3 separate regions of the Mus musculus genome follow, and all the other regions are linked to region 2. Evidence: chromatin loops called from intact Hi-C (ENCODE). Cell type or tissue: left cerebral cortex. All regions are shown on one strand.

Region 1 (8,000 bases), 150 kb after region 2:
TTTGTCAGGTGTTCTTCCCTGGAAAGATCTTTTCTCAGGTTAATAGTCTGCTTCATATTAAAGCACTTGGATATGCAAATATAGACATTCAAGCATTCAGGTCACTTAGGAAAGGAGGACAACTATTTCTGGTTACATTTTAAATGTATCAGTGGTTATAAGTTGAGGTGAGTGTATGGTGAGCCACTTTCTTTCTCATCATCTGTGAAGCCACTCATTAGCTCACTCATATACTGGAAATGGGTCTCTATTTCCTTGTATTTTTCCTTGCATTCTGTTCTTTTGATTTCAATTTACCTAAATCCTTGTCTCTTTCTGCATCCACTTAGCTGCCCAAGGAGAGATCACTGTGGAATCTCCATGTACCTGTGGTTAGCAGAGTGAATTCCAGGCCTCTACAGTTCCAAATCTATACATTTACAGAGTAAATGTGTCTTTCTCAACTTTAAGGCCTTCTAGAAGGCATAGCCAGCTTCTTGTTGTGAGAAGAAAGTCTTTGAAGTATACTGTTGATCATACTAATGGTCTGATGCTATAGGAGATAGTCTTCTCTTGAGGCATTTCTGTCTTGTGAGAAACTAAGGAAGAAAATGGATTTTTTTTTCACATTACTACCAAAGAAGTCATCAATTTCAGCAATATTTATGTACTTTTGTAATCTTATGTTTCATAGAGAAAGTAGTTTAGCCTTGCAGCTACTAGGATGAGAAAGCTATGTAAGCAATGAGTCAAAAGGATGAGGGCATGTGCTGTGGTTGAGATCAATATGTGAATAAGAGCTTGCTACCAGGAAGCAATACCATGGTAGAGTGACACTGCTCTGAAATGTGGAACTGGTTGCACCATCTGATTTGGGAACAGTGTCCAGTTAAGAAATAGCTTTATCGAAAGGCTGCTGCTGTCTTTCTGTCCTCCAGAGTTTCATCCCTATCCATTATTTCTGATCCCCAAGTTCTTGTAATGCCCCAATCTAGGTCGCCTCTGGTTTCTTTACTATTTTTTACATATTCACTAGTCAAATGGAAATCTACTCAGTGGGTGCACTCTATAGGATTGTGCTTGATTTTATAAACTATAACTACCTAGTGAGGTCAGTGTAAGAATCTCAAGCTGGCGCCAGGCAGTGGTAGCCACACGCCTTTAATTCTAGCACTTGGGAGGCAGAGGCAGGCAGATTTCTGAGTTCGAGGCCAGCCTGGTCTACAGAGTGAGTTCCAGGACAGCCAGGGTTATACAGAGAAACCCTGTCTTGAAAACACCAAAACCAACACCAAACACCAACAACAAAAAGGAATATCAATCTGGGGGCTGGAGCGATGGCTCAGTGGTTAAAAGCACTGGTTGCTCTTCCAGAGGTTCTGAGTTCAGTTCCAAGCAACCACATGGTGGCTTACAACCATCTTCTGACATGCAGTTATACATGCAGATAAAGCACTCATATACATTAAATAAATAAAGTAAATCTTTTTAAAAAAGAAAGAAATATTTTTTTAAAGAAATTCTCATGTTGGAAAGTTCATGCCCTCCTTCCCTGAGAAATCTTGCTATGCCAGTTTTGGAATATTTATGTAGCCTTCCACACAACAAGTCTTGCTAACTCCTTTACCTATCTATAATCCTTTTTGGTTTTAAGGTAATTTTGTCTAGAAATCCTATTAGAAATTCTCCAACTCCACCTCTGTACTTAGTTTCTTCTATTCTCCGTTGGTTAGATTTAGAGGTACCCTAACTTTGTGTATAGTGCTTAGCTCGCATTTTTTTGCTCAGTTTTATTTGTGTAGTTCTTAACTGGGAGATACAGTAGAATGGCCAGAAAGCTGCCTCGGTCAGATCCCACACATATAGAATCAGACACTTTAGGGCTATGACAATAATTTTCAAGAGAAGCAGCCATGCCATGGAAGGACCAAAGCCTCACTGAGTGAGTAACCTAACATGTGTCCATCAAGCTGGCTCAGTATCCCAAGCACACCAAGTATCCCAGCTTTTCTTTCTTCTTTGAAGAGAGACTAGCTGACCCATTGCTTCTAAAAAATGAATAATAAAACCCTTTACAATATATACATTAATGAAAACCACTTATCAGAAGGCAGAATAAGCACAGAAATAAAATCTGTCACTCTTCCTGGGATATATATATATATACCATATATCAAAGCCCTCAAAAGCAGGGTAAGAATTATTTCACAAATAAAATTCAGCTAGGCTCCCTATATGAGTTAGACACTAGAAATATAGATTAGGTTACACATCTAGAGCCAATAATGTGCCTAACTGGAGATAGAGAAAAACCAAGATATTTCAATCACCAGAATAAGGAAGGGTTAGGTATGCTCTTAAGGGCCACACCATCTGAAACTGCCCAGACTAAGATAGGAGAGAGAGATAAGCAGAGAAGACCTACATTAGATCCCAGGTCAACCTGGGACATGGGAGAACAGGAAAAGCCTCAAGCAAGAAAGTGGTGAGACCCAAACAGCAGACAGGAAAGCTAGACGTTAGGTGACTGTGTCAATCACAGTGTCCATACAAAATTCTTGATTCCTCTTTGCCCCTTTAGAAGGACTTTGAGGTTTGTATTGCCAGATCATATCCAAGGTGCCTTTTATTTTTGGGCAAAATCCCATCTTTAAGTCTATATTCTGAGTATTGTATGAAATCTGCTGCCAAGCCTGGGAACTTTGTGGGCTTAAAGAAGCTGTTTGGCTAATTCTGTCCTGATGGACAATCCTTTCTGGGGAGCATTGCCTTCCTTTTTGCATGTGTCCCACGTCCATCTGGCTGTAGTGTTGCCAAGTCGCCTCCCATTAAATCAATTCCAATATTCTAAGCACGTTGGTGGAACAGATGGACCTGAGAACTCAGATGTGGGAGGCTACATCCAGTTTTCCAGTAAGAGGAAGTAAAAATCTGAGCTTAAACCAGCTCTAGTTCATGTCTGAAATATGCTTAAACAATTTCTTTTTAATTTTTAGGGAAAAGAAATACTAATTTTTCCTGAGTTTTCCAAGTAGGTATGAAGAGATTGCTCTGAATAGTTTAACATTTCTAGTAGAGACTTACTCTTCTATACCTCTGGTCTCTTTAGTCACTATAAATTAACAAAGATAACTTTTAACTTTTTAACAGATTTAATTCTAAATTCACCATTTAGTCAAGGATCTTGGGAGTATAATTTAAGTTCACTTAGTTATTTTTAACTAAATCTCTGGTCCCTCAAGAAATGCTCATATGGGAAACACCAGAAGGTATAAGGTACCACTTACAAAAAAGAATCAAAACCATTCACAAACTGAGGAACACATATGGAAAGGACCCAAGTGCTACTGTGTAAGAAGGAAACATATTCAACCACTAACCTCAGAAAAAAAGAATACTAGAATAATGTAATTAAAACTCATACCACTGCTTCCAAATCCGGGCCTCCTCATCTTAATGTTTTCAGCAGGAACTATGCATGAGATGACTAAAGCCCACAGGCAATGAACTCAACTGTAATTTATGTGAGACACAAGCAGATATAAAGAAACAAAGACATCCCATTCTACTAAGCCACTCTCATGACATCATCTATTATAAAGATTATTATGTACTGTTAAAACCATTCTTGTGGGGAACTTAGTACTTTCATGGCTGGTTTCAAATATTTTAGGGTTGGAATGTGTTGAATTTCACAAGGCACTTGCTGGGTTCAGTTGTTTCCACTCTAGTTCCATTAGTGGTTTCTATCACTAACCATGGATCAGCAAGATGTCATACCTTCTGAGGTGACAAGGGTCAAGTGCTGGACATGAAGGGACAAGTGCTGGTCAGCTAATTCTGTGTGGATCTGTTGGTTTTCAGAACCAGCTGCCACCTTACAGAAACTACAAGAGCTGGAAGACTGGATTGGTTATGGCTACACTATATCCAGAGGCTGAATATTTACTTCAAACAGACTCTGAATTTCTTCTTCAGTAGGTTAGTGTGATAAATAACCTACTGTATTAAATAGATCAGCTAGCTATTAATAAAGAAAGATATAGGATCAGGAAGTACACTGTTGCAAATGAATGGAAATGAGCTGCTCATAAGTTTAACACATACATGTGAATCTGGATTCTGAATTAATCAGAAACAGTTATAAAGGATAATTTTATACGATAGAAAACTAGATACTTTATAGGTATAACTAAAGTTTCAAATGTATGTTGTTAATTTAAGATTATATACTAGTTGGTTTCTGTCAACAGCCTAGACATATCTGTGAAAAGGAACCTCAGTTGAGAAAATGTCTCCATCAGATTGACCTGTGGGCCATTCTATAGGACATTTTCGTGATTAATGATTGATATGGGAGGACCTAGCCCACTGTGCTCAGTGTCACCTCTGTGCAGGCATTCCTTGGTGTATAAAAAGGCAGGCTGAGTAAGCCATGAGGACCAACTCAGTAAGCAGCATACCTCCATGATCTCTGCATCAAGTCCTGCCTTTAATTCTTGCCTTGGGTTCTCCTGGTATTAGACTGAAAGCCATAAGCCAAACAAATCCTTTCTTCATCAAGCTGCTTTTGGTCACGGACTTTTATTACAGCAATAGAAAGCCTAACTAAGAGAGATTCTGTTGGCATTTAGTCTAGGCTCTGACCCACAGTTACCTGGCAAAAGCCAGGTGTACCTGACTCACTATAAAAGGGGCTGGTTGCCCCCTCCTCTCTCTCTTGTTCTCTTGCTCCTGCTCTGACCCTTGTTCCTGCTCCCCTCTCCCTATTACCCTCTCCCCTCTCTCTCCATGTGCTCATGGCCAGCCTCTACTCCTCTACACACTCTCTCTCTGTCTCTCTCTGTCTCTCTGTCTCTCTCTGTCTCTCTCTGTCTCTCTCTGTCTCTCTCTGTCTCTCTCTCTCTCTCTGTCTCTCTCTCTCTCTCTCTCTCTCTCTCTCTCTCTCTCTCTCTCTCTCTCTCTCTCCCCATTTCTCTGTCTCTACTACCCTCTCAGCTCCCCTCCCCATGCCGTGAATAAACTCTATTCTATACTATACTGGTCTATACAATACTGACTGGTTGGTCCCTCAGGGTGAAGGGATGCCTCAGCATGGACCCACAGAAACACCCCCTCCCCCCACACCTGACTGCACATCCACCAAACATATTCCTTCTCTTTCTTCATTTTTATAAAACATAACTGGTTCATTTCAGTAAAGCTGTAATGGTGTATATGTGTGCATTGTAAAAACAAGGATGTGTAAGCCTATCATTGGGGGTGTCATGTCTAGACGGTAGAATATATCATCATTTTAGTTTGTTAATCTCAGTTTTCTGTTTTATAAGGGTATCATATTGGTTTTGAAATGACGAAAACTTATTTTCAATTAAAAACCATGCTAGAACAGAAGCATACCTGTGCTTTTAACTTGGCTACATGATTTGGTTTGGAGGCCGTTGGCCTTGGCTTTAATCTGAGTGAGGTTTTCTTCATGTTCCCAAATGTCTCAGAAAGAATACTCCATTTCTGGCTGATTTCATGGCATTTTCCAACTTAGACTAGAAAAAGAAAACTTTTCTAAGCTTCTTGAGAAAATTCCATCTTCACTGAACTCTTGATCCTACTAGAAATAATATTTGTAAGAGAGATCCATTGCCTCTCACTGGTGTAGTCGACTATCAGATCAAAGCCCTTCTGATAAACACTGGGCGGTACATTTCCACTTCAAAATACATTTCTAATTTAAACTTCTAAAGAAGTTTGTGAAGCTGTGGTTCGATTATAACAAAAGCTTCAGAAAACAGAATGAAAGACACACTTAATGACAACAGGAAGGGGAATTGCAGAAGCACAAAACCTTCATGAGTCTTTTAACCGTGTTTAATAGCCACTGGGAACTGAGGTGTGGAGACTGAATGGGTTCAAAAATATGTGAGTCACACTTTCATTTTATTTAAACATTTCAGGGAAGTAATGATTTTTTTCTTAATGCTTGTGTAGGCAATCGTTGGATTTTCCCAACAGTGCCTGAACAATTTTTTGGAAGATATGTTCTTTTTTAGGAAGATATGTTCAAAATTATCCAATAAGTCACTTTCTCCATTAGACAAAGACAATGTTCCTTACTACAGATGAATGCTATTTCTGCTTAGCAGTCTGAGAGTTTGGGAAAGTGGCCAACCAGCATTAGCATCTGAAAGTTGCTCACAATTGTTTTTATACTTTTATGGGACAATTTACAAACACTGAATCCTTATGCTAAGAAGTAGATGGCATATAAATATCCTGAGGTTACCTTGCAGATAACTAAATCTTGTGGTATAAGTTATTATTGTGATCTGTAAATGTACAGTATCCATGCAAGACTTATATCTCAGGCCTATAATCAGGTTCTAGGCATATACTCTATGATCAAACACATTTGATATTTCTGCAGCAGTGCAATCTGTTCATATCCTACCCAGTAATAATAAAGCCTATGGGAAGAGTTCATTAGGTTGGTCAGGTTCTGCTGGCTCATGGACTTTTACCCAATTTAAAGACAATATTGAAGATTTTAGAACTACACATGGATTCTAATGTTAAGCACTAGCATATGTCACTAACCTGTCAGAGATAAAGTACGATTTCTACTTTTTGAGTTGAAACAGAATCATCCATTTTATTATCCAGAAAAAATATTTTAGAATGTATGTTTTTAAAATAAATTTTGGACTAATTTTTTTGAGATTTATCTTGCAATTCTTCCCATATATAACCCCACCTCCTTACCCACCCAACTTCATGCCCCTCCCCTTTTTTAATAAAACCCACCCAGTCTAGTTTATGTGGCCCAACTACTAGCAATCTCCCCTGGAGGAAGGTAGTATATCAGTTGTCACACAACTGAAGAAAATTGATTTTTCTCTCTTGTAGCTTCTATCCATTGTCAATAGCTCCTCAGTTGCAACTAGAGCTTTATGCCCATCTCTATGGTAAGATTACTTTGTGATTTGATCCTATCCTTATCTTGTGCATGCTATCACAATGGCTGTGAGTTATACCACTAACCAACACATTGAAAAGAGCACTACCCAGGATGGGCTTTTTATTCAATAGTGTCTGAGGGAGGTGCTATCTTTCTTTTACAGTAATTTTATATAAAGTTCATTTCCATATATATGTATAAATAAGTATATATATGTATATGCATATGTGATGTTTCTATAGTAGTAAATTATCATATGGCATTTTAAAGGTCTTTTATATTAACCTGTATTAATTAATTATATTAATTAGTTCTTCCTATACTTTCTTCTCTATCTTCCCTTTCCTCCCTGTCCTCAATAACCTTTCTTGTTTTGTTATTCTCCTTTCTACTTTTACACCACATTTTATAGTTTGGTTTTGATTGCAATGTCAAAACACCATGAATAAAAGTAAGTTCTGGAGGAAGAAGTTTTACACATTCACATCACAGTTCATCACCAAGAAAAGCCGAGGTAGGAACTGAAGCAAGGCAATAATCCAGAGGAAGAAACTTAAGGAAAGACCACAGAGGAATGCTATTTACTTGCTCTCCAGGTTCATGCTCAAGGTTTCTCTGTGTAGCCCTGGCTGTCCTGGAACTCACTCTGTAGACCAGGCTAGCCTCGAACTTAGAAATCCCACTGCCTCTGCCTCCCAAGTGCTGAGATTAAAGGCATGTGCCACCACTGCCTGGCCAGTTACCATTCTTATACTTCCCAGGACTACCTGCCAAGGAATGGTACCACTCATAGTGGGCTAGGCTCTGCTACACCATTCGTTAATCAAGAAAATGTTCATACATACTTGCTTACAAGCCAATCTGATGGAGGCATTTTCTCTGTTCTGTCAAGTTAACCAAAAACTGACTAGCACACCACCTGTGTTCTACCTTTCTATTCTTGCTCATCCATATCCATTGCTGATGCATTTGTAATAACCAGGAAGATACCCACCATCTGTTAATTGGATAATGAAGATATGGTACATTCGCACAACAGAATATTATTCAGCTGTAAAGAAAAATGAAG
Region 2 (8,000 bases):
ATTTCTCACCATTTCCACCATGAAAACATTAAACCCCTAAAACACAGCACAGTCACCCTCAAGGTAAAAGCCATAACTGATTTCCTACCTTGTCCATGCAAGAACACAGCACAGTATTCAGCACATGTATGAAATTTTTTGATGGGTGGAGTTTCTTTCCAGTGATGTAAGATTACTGTGTTGCATGCCAGCATTCTGTTACTGTAATAAATGCCTGAGATAAATCAATGTAAAAAGACGAGGAGTTAATTTTATCTCACAGGTCCAGAGGTTTCAGCCCATGGCCATTTGGCTCTCTTACTTTTGAAGCAAGGTGTGGCAGTAAGTATGATGAAGATCCCCTACCCCTCATGCTGCTAGAAAGTGAGAATATGTATTATTATTAATTCTCTGGTCATACCATATATTTTGATCATATTCATCCTCCATATCTCTCTGTAACTCCTCCCAGATCCACCCCCAACTTCATACCCTCCAACGTTCTTCTTTAAAACAAAACAAAACAAAACAAAACAAAACAAAAACAAAAACAAAAAAGAAAAAACCTGTTGAGTCTAAATATACCCATATATTTTGCAGGACAAAAAACTTTTAGTTTCATGAGATCCCACTTATTGATTGATGGTTCTTTTTTCCTGGGAAACTAGAGTCCTATTGAGAAAGTCATTTCCTGAAGCTGTGTTTTGACTTGTACTCTTTATTCTTTCTTGTAGAACTGTTAGGGTTTCAGGTATAACACTGATATCTCTAATCCATTTGCTATTTATTTATGTACAGCATTAGAGAGAAGAATCATGATTAATTTTTCTACTTGTATATATCCAGTTTTACTGGCACCATTTTTAAAAGATCCTTTCTTTTTCTCCATTGTGTATTTTCAACATCTTTGTCTAAAAACAGGTGACTGTAGGTATCGGATCTTATATCAGAGCCCTTGGTTCTATCTCATTAAACTATCTATCTGTTTTTGTGTCAGTACCATACTGTTTATACTTTTTTATAAAATCACAGAACTATTAGAACATGGCCTTGGGACTTGGAAAGGGTCAGAAGAAATGAGGTTCCCAGAAGCTGAAAGTCACTTGTGGGATTCAACCTGGGGCTGTAGGGCAAGAGCTCTAAGCTCTTGTTCCAGCAGCTCTCTCAGTTCCATGGCCCTTGTTTGGTACATGCCCTCCTTAGGGTATTCCCAAGTTGTTGTAAAGCTGCCTGACTTGTCTCAGGTCTTCCGTCTAATGATTTTGTTAGTCCATGTTCAGCACCTTTAGTAGTTGTTAATCACATACTGGATAGTAACTTCTGGCATTCTAAATGTGGTCTGTGTCCTCAGCCTTTTTCCTTTTCAGTCTGATTCTCTAGGGAGTCTCCTAGCATGACCTTTTGCTTAAAACCTTCCATTCTTGAAGGAGAATCAGTCTTCTGCAGTGAAGAGCTTCCTGGTGGCTTATCTAATCTCATGTGGTTAGTCCTAAATATGTATCCGTAAAGAAACACTAAATGGATGCCATGAGATATGACTTACATTTGTATAAGCACAGACCAAAACAAGTCCATTTGTCACTCACAAAACACCACGTGTCCTTTCCTTGGCTAAGATTAGCAACTACAAATCCTTGTCAGTTTACATCACGTGGGTCTCTAGTTTGTTTGATTTTCCTATAAACTAAATTATTTGAAACCCTCCATTGTAGAATGTCCTCCACTCTCAAGTGGTATCAGAAGACAGCAGTCTTCTGCTTCTTTAGGTTTTTCCTTAACTTACCCAATCAGAAGCTGAATCATGTAGCTCATTTCTAGCCCTGCTAGCTAACACCCCCCACCCCCGTTTCTATATTGTATACACTCCCTTCACTGTACCTAGTCATCAACCTTTGTTAAAGCAAGTGTGACCTGCTGGTCCTTCATTAAATCACAGTGGCATAACACAGCCGAGGCAGCCTCAGTGCTGCACTGCTCTTACCTAAGCAGGTCTCCAATATTTCATAGGAAGCTTTTAGTATTGGGTTTATTTTGTTTTCTTGTGTGTTAGGATGTAGGAAAAATTTAAATTATACTTATTTATTTGCTTACTTGGGCTTTTTGTTTGTTTATTGATTTATTGTTGGGAAGGAGACTGGGAAGCATGCTAGTACCATTGCACCTATGAGGAAGTCAGAAGACAAGCCTCTGAAGTTGGTACTATCATTCCATCAGAAGAGTCCAGGGGACCAAACTCAGGTCATGTGCCTTGCCACCAAGCACCTTTACCCTCTAAGGCATTTAACTGACTAGTAATTTTTACTTACTCATCCTTAGTTGTATTTTTTCTGTCTCAGCATTGCATTCTAGCATGTAACATGTGGTAGTCTAATACCCTTTTTCCAGCATGTGTATCTTGGACCCACGATGGAGATGCTTCATCTGTACACTTACAAGTACTGAGAGAGTAAAATTTTTCCTAAGTAGGATCCTGAGGAGTAGGTTAGCCTAGGATCATCTCAAATCTTTAGCCTTTTTTTTTTTGTATGCCTGAAGTTTGTGCTTTTTGGAACTTTGTTAGAAAGCTTCTAATTACAAAAGCTTAACTTTACCAACTTCCTAAGATTAAGAGCACACAGGAACCACTACTGCAGACACACAGTATTCTTGGTATAATTGTACCTGCCCCATACTCAGATTCTGGTTCATGTTTTGTCTGCCCAACTCTAACTCTCACTCTGGGCGCATCTTTTTGTCATAGTTTCACTAAGATGACTCAAACCACAGTGCCAACCTCAAGAAACCGTTGGCATACACAAAGTATTCATCTGAGAAGCACTTCAGAATAGGAAGAAAGCCTTGGCTGATAGGAAAAAGTGGCTCCCACACAGGTCCTTCTGAAACAGCTAAGCTGATGAAAACTGTGGAAGATGACCCACTATGAAACATGTTTAAAAAACAAATATTTCTGAAGACTCACTATGTCTTTGCTGACAACTGTAAGCCTTTTATTCCAGACATGACTGTAAATAATATATTGTCCAATGAGTCTCTGCTCTGGATTTACATTGTGCAAATCTAGACACTGAATTGAAAAAAAAAACTTTACAAGAGATTTGCTTAAAAGAGAGCTGGCTGAGTTTCACAAGGGAGGCATTTCTCCTCTCATCTTAGTCTTGTGGGCGTTTTGATCTTATGTCTTGATGCTCTCAGAACCCCCATTCTGTCAAAACAGGCTTTCAGAAGCTCTTTGCTGAAGCCATATAAATGACTTTCCTCTTTCTTTCAGAAGAAAGATACATTTTTATTTTTAATTATGGTGCTGGGGATCACTCCAAGGGTGTGGGGAAGATAAGTACTCCAGCACGCAGACACATCTTCACTGACTCTCGGTGCCTTTCTGAAGGCTATTTCTCATCTTTCTTCTCCCTTATGAGAAACTTGATACTGTAACTTGCCAAAAGCGATTCATTTCTTCTCAGTACACTCTAAGAGCTTTAATACAGCTATATTGTATACAAACATGTCTTAAGAAAAGAAGAATAAAAGTTTTCATATTATCTTCTCCCATGTACAAAGTCCATAGGCATTATGATAATAGAAATTACTACCGAGAGACAATAAGAGAATATTCACCAGGTAGTGGTGATGCACGCCTTTAATCCCAGCACTGGGGAGACAGAGGCAGCCAGATTTCTGAGTTGGAGGTCAGCTTGGTCTACAGAGTGAGTTCCAGGACAGTCAGGGCTACACAGAGAAACCCTGTCTCAAAAAACAACACCAAAAAAAAAAAAAAAAAAAAAAAGAAAGAAAGAAAGAAAGAAAGAAAAAGAAAAGAAAGGAAAGGAAAAGAAAAGAAAGACAAGAATATTCACTCTTAAAGAAAAACTTTGAGTCTGGAGAGATAGTTCAGAGGTTAAAACACTGGCTGCTCTTCCAGAAGGCTTAGGTTCAAATCCTAGTACGCACACGACAGCAAATAACTGTACTTCCCAAGAATGCCATGCCCTCTTCTGGACTCCAAGCACACCATAAGATTCACAGACACACATACTATTTTTGTGACTTACTCAAAGTTTAAAGTTTCATGTGTGAATTATTATTCAGTTGCACACAATGGCTTATCTCACCCCAATTTATCTTCCTTTGCCTTTGGTTTTCCCTCTTTTTCCTCCTGATTCTTTCTTAAGGTTTGATATTGTGAAATTAAGACTCACTAATTTCAGAGGAGAGAGGCTGGAGGTTAAATATTATCGCCCAAAGCTGGCGATTCCTTCAACCATGCATATGTAGTCAAGTCTCCACAAGAATCCACTAGATATGACCATGCAGCTCAGTGGTAGAATGTGCAGTATGCACAAGGCCCCTGATTTTATCCCCATCACTGTAGAGAAAAAGAAAAAGAAAACCAAAACAGCATCACCCTCCATCCCCCCTCACACCACCAATAAAAACCCCAAAGTAAAGGGTTTACCACTTTTCTATTATCTCTTTCTATGCACCCTCTGCAGCATCCTTTATAATAAATGGAATTCTCTGAGCCTGTCTAGCATATTAATTGAACCCAAGAAGGGAGCTATACTAATTCTAGTTTAAAGCTGGTGAGGTGGGTCAAGTACACAGGTGAAAACAGCATAGGCTATCAGCTGGTACCTTCATGAGGAGGGTAGATTTTGGGAGCCAATGTTACCTCTTGGTCAATGGTATTAGAACTGACTTGAATTGGTGGCTTCAATGAGGATATTTTTCTTCTTACAAGAAATATCATTGTGTACTATTTAATTATTTATTACATATATTTGTGTACTTCCTTGATTTTCCACAATATGACACACTAGTCTTATCTTATATACTTCCCATATCAGTCTCTGAAGCAACCTTTCTCCAAGGAACTCTAGTCCCATATAATGGAGAATAGAACCCAAAACTAAGACCTGGGTGCTATATGTGCTCTATGCCTCTAGACTCTTTTTCCTGAAAAAGCAAGGAAGCTCAAATATTCACAACACTAGTATGTTCCCACAAAGCTATCACTATTTTATGCTATCAACCTATATGGAGCTAAGTATGACTTAACACCGACTCTCCAAATTGAATCTATCATCTGTGGCTCATTTTAGCCTCATCCCATTTCTTACACTGTCCTTTCATCTTCTAGAGTGCCTTGGTTTAAATCCAAACACCCACAATTGTAACTAACAATTGTCTATAACTATAGTTCCCAAGGATGCTATGACCTTTTCTGGCCTCCAAGGGCAGCAAACAATATATATGTTGCACAGACATGCATTCAGGTAAAATATTCATGCACATAAAATGAAATAAAACTAAAAAGAAAAATGTTGGCACACCACCCTCCTTAACAACTCCTTAATAACAATGTTCATGAATGCAGTAACTTCTTATTTAGCTAGCACCTAATCCACTGGAATATAATATTACAAGTACAACATTTATAATATCACCATGCAGAATACTGAACCTCTTCCAGATGTTTATGCCATGAGCCTTACCTCTTCCATTCATTTCTACAATGATTCAGGGCAGTGGTTCTAGCTCTCTGCAGTGATGTGACATGTAGGATTGGCTTTCTTTTATCATGGTGCACTTTCATCCCAAAATCTTGGATATCCTATGTATTTTTTTTAATTCACCCAAATTAAAGTTCTCTGATCTAAATCACTACATATCAGTTTAACACATTCCTTATCATTGCATCATACACAACCTTGTGCTTTAACTAACTTCCCTAGGTCTGAGTTGGGAACAGAATGTTAATCCTAGCAACCAGAAACTCTGTTGGCTAGAGATTCCAAGCTACAGTCCTCAACAGGGTGCCTGCCATTGTTTATGTGAGGGACAGGGCTCTCTGGATTCTAACATTATATAGATAAAGCAAGCAGGCCCTAAATCAATATTAAAGCATGCAGCCTCATGCGAACTGCTTGGGAGTCTTAAGTGACTCCTCCATTTTGCATCCCACCGGCAAGGGGTGTGAGTTCTTATTCAGTATCCTTAACAACCATTGATTAAGTCAGTATCATGGATTTTAGCTCTAATCGATGAGAAGTGCTATTTGTTGTTGTTTTAATTAGCATTTTTCAAAAGACAGATGATGCTGAACCCCTTCTCATGTGCTTGGTTGTCCTCTTCTTTTTCTGTTCTGCTCTGCCCTGTCGCTCCATCCATTTGCATTGGGTTTCACAAACATTGCCTTGCAGAGCATACACAATGTCATGTGCTTTTTGCTTTTTTATAGCCTTAAGCAGGCCAAGCAGGGTAGACTGTACTTGAAGATCAAATGTCATGTGTAACTATGAAAATATCTATCAATTACCATAGTTTGGGTTTTGAATACCCCCAGAGAGTCCTGTGTGAAAGTTTGCTTTCTTGGCTTGATGCTATAGGAAGGCCATAGACACATTTAAGAGGCGAGACCTAACTAATAGGAAGTGTAAGGTTACCAAGGTCTCCTCCATCAACAAGAATTGTGGGACACTCATGGATCTCCCTCATTTCCCAATCCTGATGAGGTGATCTCTTTCTACCAGCAAGTACATGCTTATATGGATGGATTGACCATAACAGCCAACTAACAATGGACAGAGTCCCCTATCATTACTAGACCAAATAAGGCTTTTTCTTATTAAGCTTATAAATCTCATGTATTTGTTACAGTAACTGCAAGATGACTAATGTATCAACCCACATCCCATCCAGGATTAGCCAGTGCAATTTGTTAGAATTTCTTCCAATATTTCTGTCTCTTAAAGGATTATTTTTTACCTCCATATATTTTTACATTAAATTTATTTTTATCTTTCTCTTATTATACCTCATGTTAAAATAAACCACATAGTTCGTAAATCTCTGGCCATTTTAGATGAAATGTTAGAATCGAACATGCTGTGTAATATTTTAATAGCCTTTAAACAGTTCTTTATCGTGCACATCCCCATTGCTTCTGCACAAAGGTGCTAGCATGCTATTGATGGGACCTGGAGCACTCCCGGGGTCATCTCACACACAAAGGGAGGCCAGTGTACTCATCTCTTCTGTGCTGACTGACTGAGAGGTACCTAGTTTTGCTTTAGATGTATTTAATTTTCTAGTAAGCTTGAACATTTCCTATTGTGCTTAAAAATTAGTTTCCTAGAATAGTCTTTGTAAAGTGCTCATTTGTGGACTCCAAGATGACTTGCTGTGGTCTGAGTCACAGCCACAACTGCTTCTCCATCTGTCTCGAAAATATCCCTAATCACTAAGTAAGGCCAGGAGAGGGGAGGTGCCTGAGCCCCAGCTTTCAGGCCCTTTAAAGTCAGATCATCATAAAGGCAGAGCTGTTATTCCCACTGGGGAAGCACAAGAACACTACCACAATTTTTGAGACAAATTTGAAGCAAGATTTATTAAATACTGCCAGGATTATTGATACTGTCCAGGTCTGTACATGAGATTCCCAGAGTATGGTTCTGAATTACATTAGACAGAGGCTTATAAGGGTAAAACTCACTAAGCTACATATTTTCCATCTTTGTCCAGTCATGGGTAAGTATACATATCCAGGTACTTCCTGCCTGCATGCCTCCTGCCTACTGTCATCAATCAGATACTGTGCAGTTGGCACAATCAAGATTATTTAAAGAAGTAAAAATGCTTGGCTTGTTATCTTGCATGGACAACAGCTCCCAGCATTCTAAGAAGTTATTTGTTCTTGGTCAAGTGGGGATTACAGGTTGGAGGCTTTTTTTTTTAAAAATAGATCTCTTAAGCACAGTAATTTAAACTTAAAATATAATATTAGTCATCATACAGACCATTTGTGGCTGAGCTGGCTTAAGGTTATCTCTTGGGCCTATGAATCTTTATTTGTGGCCCTGAGATTATTCACAGGGCTTAGTAAGGACAATATGAAATGTGACATGCTTTCTTGGATTCAGGCTCTGTGTTAGATTATTATCAATGACCCATTAATAGAAAACAGCTGACCAAGACCAGGAGGCTCAGTGAAGACTTCACATTTCAGGTGGACTAAATCAATT
Region 3 (8,000 bases), 140 kb after region 2:
GCAGGTGAACATGAAAGATGTGAATCTTCTCACTTCTCATATTTAATGCAGATTAAACCGATAAACCAGTTTTCTTCTGTTTCACACATTTTCTCTTGCTCCTTCCCCTTTTCTTTCTTCCTCATCTTCTTTCTTCTTCCCTCTCCCTATCCCTCCATCTCTGTTTTAGAAGTCTAAAGCTTATTATTATATTATATGATATATAATACAGTGATAAAATATCACAGATCAATTGACTTTGAAACAAAATGAGAACCATTAGGTCAAAATTATATTAACTACATGTGTTACTTCCAGGGTAGTGAAAACTTTTAGACGTAAATGATATTTCATGTTTAAAGTACTTTACAGTGACAATATATATTTTCCAAATTTCCCTTCTTTTCCTTATGTCTGTAATCAAAGTTTAGTAATTTCAGGTTAAAGGTTTTTTTGGAATTTCTCTTGACAGCTATCAGATATAAAAGTCATAAATATATAAGTTTCTTTCCTAATCTACTGCTTCGGAGTTTTGAGCTATCACCTTTACAATAATATAATATTCAACACATATTGAAGACCAGGAATCATCATTCTAAACTCAGCTTCATTTTTATTTGCTGGGTCTATGAAATATGTTGCTGAAAGTTAAAAAGCTTCTCTCTCTTATGAATTATTTTGTTTATTTACATTTCAAATATTTTCCCCCTTCCAGGTCTCCCCCCTGCAACCCAATCCCCCTTCCCCTTTGCCTCTAGGAGGATGGTTGCTCACCCATCCACTCACAGCTCATGCCTTCATCATCCCCCTTCACTAGGGCAACACCTCCATGGGACCAAACACCTCTCCTCCCACTGATACCACATAAGGCATTCCTCTGCTACATGTGTAGCAGGAGCCATGGACGCACCCATTTTGCTCTTTGGTTGATGTTTAGTCCCTGGGAGCTCTATCGGGTCCAGTTAGTTAATATTGCCCTTCTTACCGTGTTGCATTCCCCTTCAGTAAAAAGCTTTCTTATGTGTCATGAACTATAAAGACCCTGAGATTTCCCCATACTTGCAAACCCACATACTATCTTTGTATGACTTAACATAAACTGGCAGAATGCCAAGGATTTCTAAGTCTTCATCTATCACACAGAGGGAGAGCAGCAGTCAGAATATTGGCATCTCTGTGACAGTTTTCTGAGCTGTTTTCCCTCAGAGTAGTATAAATCGAGCCAAATAACACCTGTGTGAGTGTGTGTGTGTGTGTGTGTGTGTGTGTGTGTGTGTGTGTGAGAGAGAGAGAGAGACAGGTATCAGAGACAGAGAGACAGAGACAGACACAGAGAGAGAGACAGAGAGAGAGAAAGAGGAGAGAAAGTGAGAAAAGAAAGGGAGCCTCAAAGACCGGATCTTATGAGTGCAGGCTATTTTTCACACTCCACAGACTCATGATTGATGTCTTCCATGACAATTCTATATGTATAGCCTTGAAAAGTATCCAAAAGACATCACAAGATATGAAGAAATGATGGCATTAACAATTCATGGATGATGTCACCTAACAAGATCATTTCATCTCTCCATCATCAGGACTTTTGGCCAACCACTGCAGACGTGTGTCATGTTGAGGCACTATGATTAATGTAACAGAGTTTGGAAACAAATCTGTTCAGTGTTTAATTACATTTGCTGCCAACAGACAGAATAAAGCCAACCAGTGCAGTGACCTTAGCCATATCTGGATTGCAGAGCTAAAGCTGAAACACAGTGGCTTCTTTCTTAATTTCTTTTATGTGAGGGGTGAGGAGTTACACAGATCTTTGGTAGGCAGAGAGATAGTGAAAAAAAGATCTAGGAATATTAATGTACTTTTCACTTAATCACTTAAGATAGCTGACATTCTACTTCTTTTTCCTCGACAAAACAGACTTGGCACCCCCTTCCATATTTCAGATGGGAGGAAGAATCAAATTCCTTGCCTTCGTCGGATTATCCAGTTCCCAGTGATAGTCCCAACCAGTCAATGCTGAGGGAAAAAAGAGAACTCAGCCCTCCCAAAACATAAACACACTTATTGTCCTAGTGGATTCAGATGCCTTTTCTGGGTCCCCTTCCCATTTGGGAAATCTATTTTTGTGGGCTTTACTCCACCTGTACTTCTGCCTTCAATACAATCAAGCTGAGTGCTGAGGCTTGGCTTTCCTGAGTTTGTAGAGGAAAAAAAAATCTATTCCAGAAGCCTCGTCCCGGTTGCATCCTATGGACCTGTCTACACAGCAAAGGCATTAGCTTTGATACAGATATACAAGCAGTTAGTGCCATGGCTTTTTAGAGAAAGTCTATGAGCAATCGTTTTGATACTGACAACTCTGGCTAGGAAGTAGAGGCTGAGTTGAGGTCCTTCCGTGAGTTGCAGGTCAGCAGTACAGACCATCAACTAGAGTCCTCTCCCCTTCAGAAACTTAAAGGTTGGGGGCAGAGGTTTTCAATGTTACAATATACATGCCACCAATCTCTTTCGATAGCAATATATGTGCTCTATTTTACAAGAACCTCCATAACACCTACCAGACAGTGGTGACACTTGTGATGTATGGTGGGAAGCATTGTGAGAAGCCAGTGTGTTCCCACGGAGAATTTAACGTCCTTCTCCTTAAGGACATTTCTATTAACAGGTGCCATTAGAAAATAACTTAACAAGCCAATGCATTAAAAAACTGCCAATGAAAACAACATAAATCCAACAATAATCTGTAAAGCAAAGCAAAACAAAATAATGAAGAAAAACCAAGCCTTATCCCTGGCCATTTTTGTTCAAATAGAGGAGAATGTGCCTGGGGCATTAATCTCAACTTCAGAAATGCTCAGACATACAAATAACACCAATCCTAGAAATGGAGCAAATGTGGAATGTGAGATTTTGGGAAACCTGAAACTGAAGACAGAAAGATCACCTAACACTTTAAGAGGAAAGTGAGATTAAAAGCATCTCCACTAAACCTGGCTCCTCAGTGTGTCTCTTTCTAGTTCTCACGGGAAATGCCTTTCTTGCCCAACATAACATGATGACTTTCTAAATTAACCACATTACAAAGAGCTTTTAAAAGATTCTAACACCATGTGAAGATTATAGCAGTTGTAGATTTTTCTGGATCTCTGTGAGCATTCAGTATTATTCATGGCATTCTTCATTTTTTTCTTCCACGATTTTTCTCAGAGAATGAAATCTGTTGCTACCAGGAGGACTCTACTCTTCTAACACACTGGAGAATCCCTGTGCTTCTCACATCCACAGCCATGAACAGATAAAAATGGTTCTATTTCAAAAGTAAAGCAGATAAAATACAGAATGACCAGAGATATTTATACTACTGCTCAAATATTATACTTATATAGCTCAGTATGCTTTCTGAGTATCAGTTATGCATATAAGATGGAAGAGATGCTTTCTGTTAGAGAGTCTTCAGTCATGTGAAAACACAAATATTATAAAACCAGAACACCAAATATCCTTTCCTCTCTCAAATAAATTAATTTCATTATTACTAGAAGAAGTTGAATTGCAGTAGGTATTTTCAAAGGTAATAGTCTCTCTCCTTAGAGGCAGTTGTAATTAACCTTTGCCATTGGATGCCATGAAAGCCATGAAAGTGTAGGAAGGGAAATATTTTTATTAGATATTTTCATCATTTACATTTCAAATGCTGTCCCCTTTTGTACTTTTCCCTTCAAAAGTCCCCTATGCCCCCCCACCGCTCCCCAACCTACCCATTCCTGCTTCCTGGCCCTGGCATTCCCCTGCACTGGGGTATATGATCTTCACAGGACCAAGGGTCTCTCCTCCCATTGAGAGCTGACTAGGCCATCCTCTGTTACATATGCAACTAGAGACACAAGCTCTGTGGGGGTACTAGTTAGTTCATATCGATGTTCTTCCTATAGGGTTGCAGACCACTTTAGCTCCCTGGGTACTTTCTTTAGCTCCTTCATTGGGAGCCCTGGCATAGCCTCACAGGAGACATCTATGACAGAGTCCCTTCAGCAAAATCTTGCTGGCATATGCAATAGTGTCTCGGTTTGGTGGTTGTTTATGGGATGGATCCCCAGGTGGGGAAGTCTCTGGATGGTCCTTCCTTCTGTCTCAGCTCCACACTTTGTCTCTGTAACTCCTTCTTCCCCATTCTAAGAAGGAATGAAGTATCCACAATTTGGTCTTCCTTCATCTTGAGATTCTTGTGTTTTGCAAATTGTTTCCTGGGTATTCTAAGTTTCTGGGCTAATATCCACTTATCAGTGAGTGCATATCATGTGTGTTCTTTTGTTATTGGGTTACCTCACTCTGGATGATATCCTCCAGATCCATCCATTTGCCTAAGAATTTCATAAATTCATTGTTTTTAATAGCTGAGTAGTACTCCATTGTGTAAATGTACCACATTTTCTGTACCCATTCCTTTGTTGATGGACATCTGGGTATTTTTCAGCTTCTGGCTATTATAAATAAGGATGCTGTTAACATAATAGAACTATATCCTTATTACATGTTGGAGCATCTTCTGGGTATATACCCAGGAGTGGTATTGCTGGATCCTCTAGTAGTACTATGTAAAATTTTCTGAGGAACCACCAGATTGATTTCCACCGTGGTTCTACAGGCTTGAAATCCCAGTAATGGAGGAGTGCTCCTCTTTCTCCACATCCTCTCCAGCATCTGCTGTCACCTGGATTTTTGATCTTAGCCATTCTAACTGGTGTGAGGTGGAATCTCAGGGTGGTTTTGATTTCTATTTCTCTGATGATTAAGGATGTTGGACATTTTTTCAATATCCATGGTACCTCTCAGCCATTCATTATTCCTCAGTTGAGAACTCTTTGTTTAACTCTGTACGCCATTTATTAATAGGTTTATTTGATTTTCTGGAGTCCACCTTCTTGAGTTCTTTATATATATTGGATATTACTCCCCTATCTGATTTAGGATAGGTAAAGATCCTTTCCCAATCTGTTGGTGGTCTTTTTGTCTTATTGACGGTGTCTTTTGCCTTACAGAAGCTTTGGAAATTTATGAGGTGCCATTTGTTTATTCTCGATCTTACAGCACAAGCCATTGCTGTTCTATTCAGGAATTTTTCCCTGTGCCCATATCATTGAGGCTTTTTCCCAGTTTCTTCTCTATAAGTTTCACTGTCACTGGTTTTATATGGAGTTCCTTGATCCACTTAGATTTGACATAAGTACAAGGAGATAGAAATGGATCAATTCGCATTCTTCTATATGATAACCGCCAGTTGTGCCAGCACCATTTGTTGAAGATGCTGTCTTTTTTCCACTGGATGGTTTTAGCTCCCTTGTCGAAGATCAAGTGACCATAGGTGTGTGGGTTCATTTCTGGGTCTTCAATTCTATTCCATTGGTCTACTTGTCTGTCACTATACCAGTACCATGCAGTTTTTATCACAATGGCTCGGTAGTACAACTTGAGATCAAGCATTGTGATTTCCCCCAGAGGTTTTTTTTTTTTTATTGTTGAGAAGAGTTTTTGCTATCCTAGGGTTTTTTTTTTTTTTTGTTATTTCAGATGAATTTGTAAATTGCCCTCTCTAATTCAGTGAAGAATTGAGTTGGAATTCTGATGGGGATTGCATTGAATATGTAGAATGCTTTCAGCAAGATAGCCATTTTTACTATATTAATTCTGCCAATCCATGAGCCTGGGAGATCTTTCCATCTCCTGAGATCTTCCTCAATTTCTTTCTTCAGAGACTTGAAGTTCTTATCATACAGATCTTTCACTTCCTTATTTAGAGTCACTTCAAGGTATTTAATATTATTTGTGACTATTGTGAAGGGTGTTGTTTCCCTAATTTCTTTCGCAGCCTGTTTATCCTTTGTGTAGAGAGAGGCCACAGATTTGTTTGAGTTAATTTTATATCCAGCTACTGCACTGAAACTGTTTATCAGATTTAGGAGTTCTCTGGTGGAATTTTGGGGTCACTTATACATACTATCCTAACATCTGCAAATAGTGATATTTTGACTTCTTCCTTTCCAATTTGTATCCCCTTGATCTCCTTTTGTTGTCGAATTGCTCTGGATAGGACTTCAAGTACTATATTGAATAGGTAAGAAGAAAGTGGGCAGCCTTATCTAGTCCCTGATTTTAGTGGGATTGCTTCCAGCTTCTCTCCATTTAGTTTGATGTTGGCTACTGGTTTGCTGTATATTGCTTTTATTATGTTTGAGCTTCACACCCTGAGTAGGAGGAGTGGAGGTAGAACAAAGAGAGAACAGAGAGCAGAATATATTGACTATTTAGATTAGTGGCTGACAAAGGACAACAAATGCTGGTAGTCACCTTGAACCAAATAAAGCAAGAAATCCCTCCCAGAGGTTTTTGCAGGGAGGGCAGCCCTCCTGCTAAGTGTATTCTAGCCCTTTGCTCTTGATTTTGGCTTCCTGTGACTAGGGACATAAGATAATATACTTCTATTGTGTTTACATCTTACAGAGTCACAGGTGATATTGCACCCATAGAAAGAGCACACTTTAAGGAAAGAATGAAAGTTCCCAACTACATTCTATTTTGACACAAAGAAATCACTTAAAGGACACCTTGCTTTCTCTTTATTTGGATGCAGAATACTGTGAATTGACTCAAATCCCATGTGGGATTAGACATATAAAAACTGAGTTCTCTTTCTTACACTCACATTATTCTATAGCTGGGTAAAACCATCCAACACAAAGTAACAAAGTGTTAAATGTCTCCTGTAATTTACTGAATATTATATTGTACATAAAGTGAGCTTATATGTGTTCAGATTATTATAAAGTTAAAAAAGAGAATGGAAATACACACAGAAGCATTATTTTGCTAGGTGCTGCCAGGCCCAAAGCTCTGCAGACCATCTCAATGGCAACATAGGTGACAAACGGCACAGATCTTTACGGAAGAAAAGGATCTAGGTTATTGGCTACTTTTGGGAAAGGGGATTAGGAAGTTGGGATTGTTCCAAGGGTAAAGTAACTCAACAGACTTTGAACATATAAACAGGACATGTAAAAATTGTCACAAACTATCTTTAGCTCCCTTTGTCCTGAGGGACTTCATTCCAACACCTTCTCCAGCTGTGGTTCAGGACAGTCATGAAAAGAGAAATTCTCCAAGCTGACATTAGGAAAAATGAAAGCAAGAAGCTCTTCTAGAAGAATGCAGTGTAGATCTAGTTCTTCCTGAGGGAAGAATTGCCCTGCTCCTACTCACAGCTCAGATCACTCCCTAGATGGCCTTCACATAATAGTCAGATGTGTTCTGCACCAGTCATTGAGTATTTTCCAAATGGGAATATTTTTTGTCATGGGTCCTGACCATGTCACATCATCATAAAGACTGAAAAATTTTTTATAACTTATGGATTTGGGGCTCAAAATGATGAAGACAACATTGTGTACTTTTCTTCATTCTACAATGTGACACTGGGTACCATGTAGAGAGAAGAGGAGTGTTGACTATTTCTGATAGATAATAATTGATGATTGATTCTTCCCTCTTCCAGGGCATATTTCCATTCTTTGAAGTTAGGATGGCAGTGCAGCCTACTTTAATTACAAAAGTGTGAATTGAAGAAGTATGTCAGGTGTAATGCTCTGTAGTTAAGAATGACTGGCCAAGGTAGAACACACTGTCTCTGTGGCAGCATGCTATGAAGCTTCCATTGAGGTTATCAGTGTAATCTGCTAGCCAGAGTGACCTCTGAAAGGGCTGACCAGTGACAAATATTTCCTACTGTAAACCTCTTAAATTTTGAGTTGTTTATTCCTACCTTGCCTAACTAACATATCATGCATGCAATGGGTTGTCATAACATGTCAAAACATGCATTGAGATCCAAGGAATCTATCTTGAAGTGAGACATATGAGAAGTACTTACATGTGTGGGTTTGTGTAGCCTATGCTGTAGCATTCCTTTTGCAGTTAGGGCATGTGAACTGAACTTTCTGTTGGACTGCTCATTGCACACTCCATCCTGT

What was found. Peaks named below come from ENCODE experiments on the same cell type or tissue, not always from the same donor. Only the 100,000 strongest peaks of a DNase experiment are listed, where the experiment ranks them.
Region 1: a loop joins it to region 2, with 2.0 times the contacts of the local background. A loop is called at or near these places in 3 of 42 quality-filtered maps.
Region 3: a loop joins it to region 2, with 1.9 times the contacts of the local background. A loop is called at or near these places in 3 of 42 quality-filtered maps.

What each region holds. Positions count from the first base shown.
Region 1 is chr7:58,242,253-58,250,252 of GRCm38, reverse strand. No RefSeq gene overlaps it. Among named protein-coding and RNA genes, the nearest start is that of Gm26288, 98 kb to the right of the region's middle. In left cerebral cortex, no CTCF peak of the experiment used is centred here; DNase peaks (open chromatin) are centred at 2,804 and 3,364; H3K27ac peaks cover 324 bases.
Region 2 is chr7:58,387,728-58,395,727 of GRCm38, reverse strand. No RefSeq gene overlaps it. Among named protein-coding and RNA genes, the nearest start is that of n-TEttc7, 7.6 kb to the left of the region's middle. In left cerebral cortex, no CTCF peak of the experiment used is centred here; a DNase peak (open chromatin) is centred at 3,176.
Region 3 is chr7:58,251,347-58,259,346 of GRCm38, reverse strand. No RefSeq gene overlaps it. Among named protein-coding and RNA genes, the nearest start is that of Gm26288, 110 kb to the right of the region's middle. In left cerebral cortex, no CTCF peak of the experiment used is centred here; a DNase peak (open chromatin) is centred at 3,066.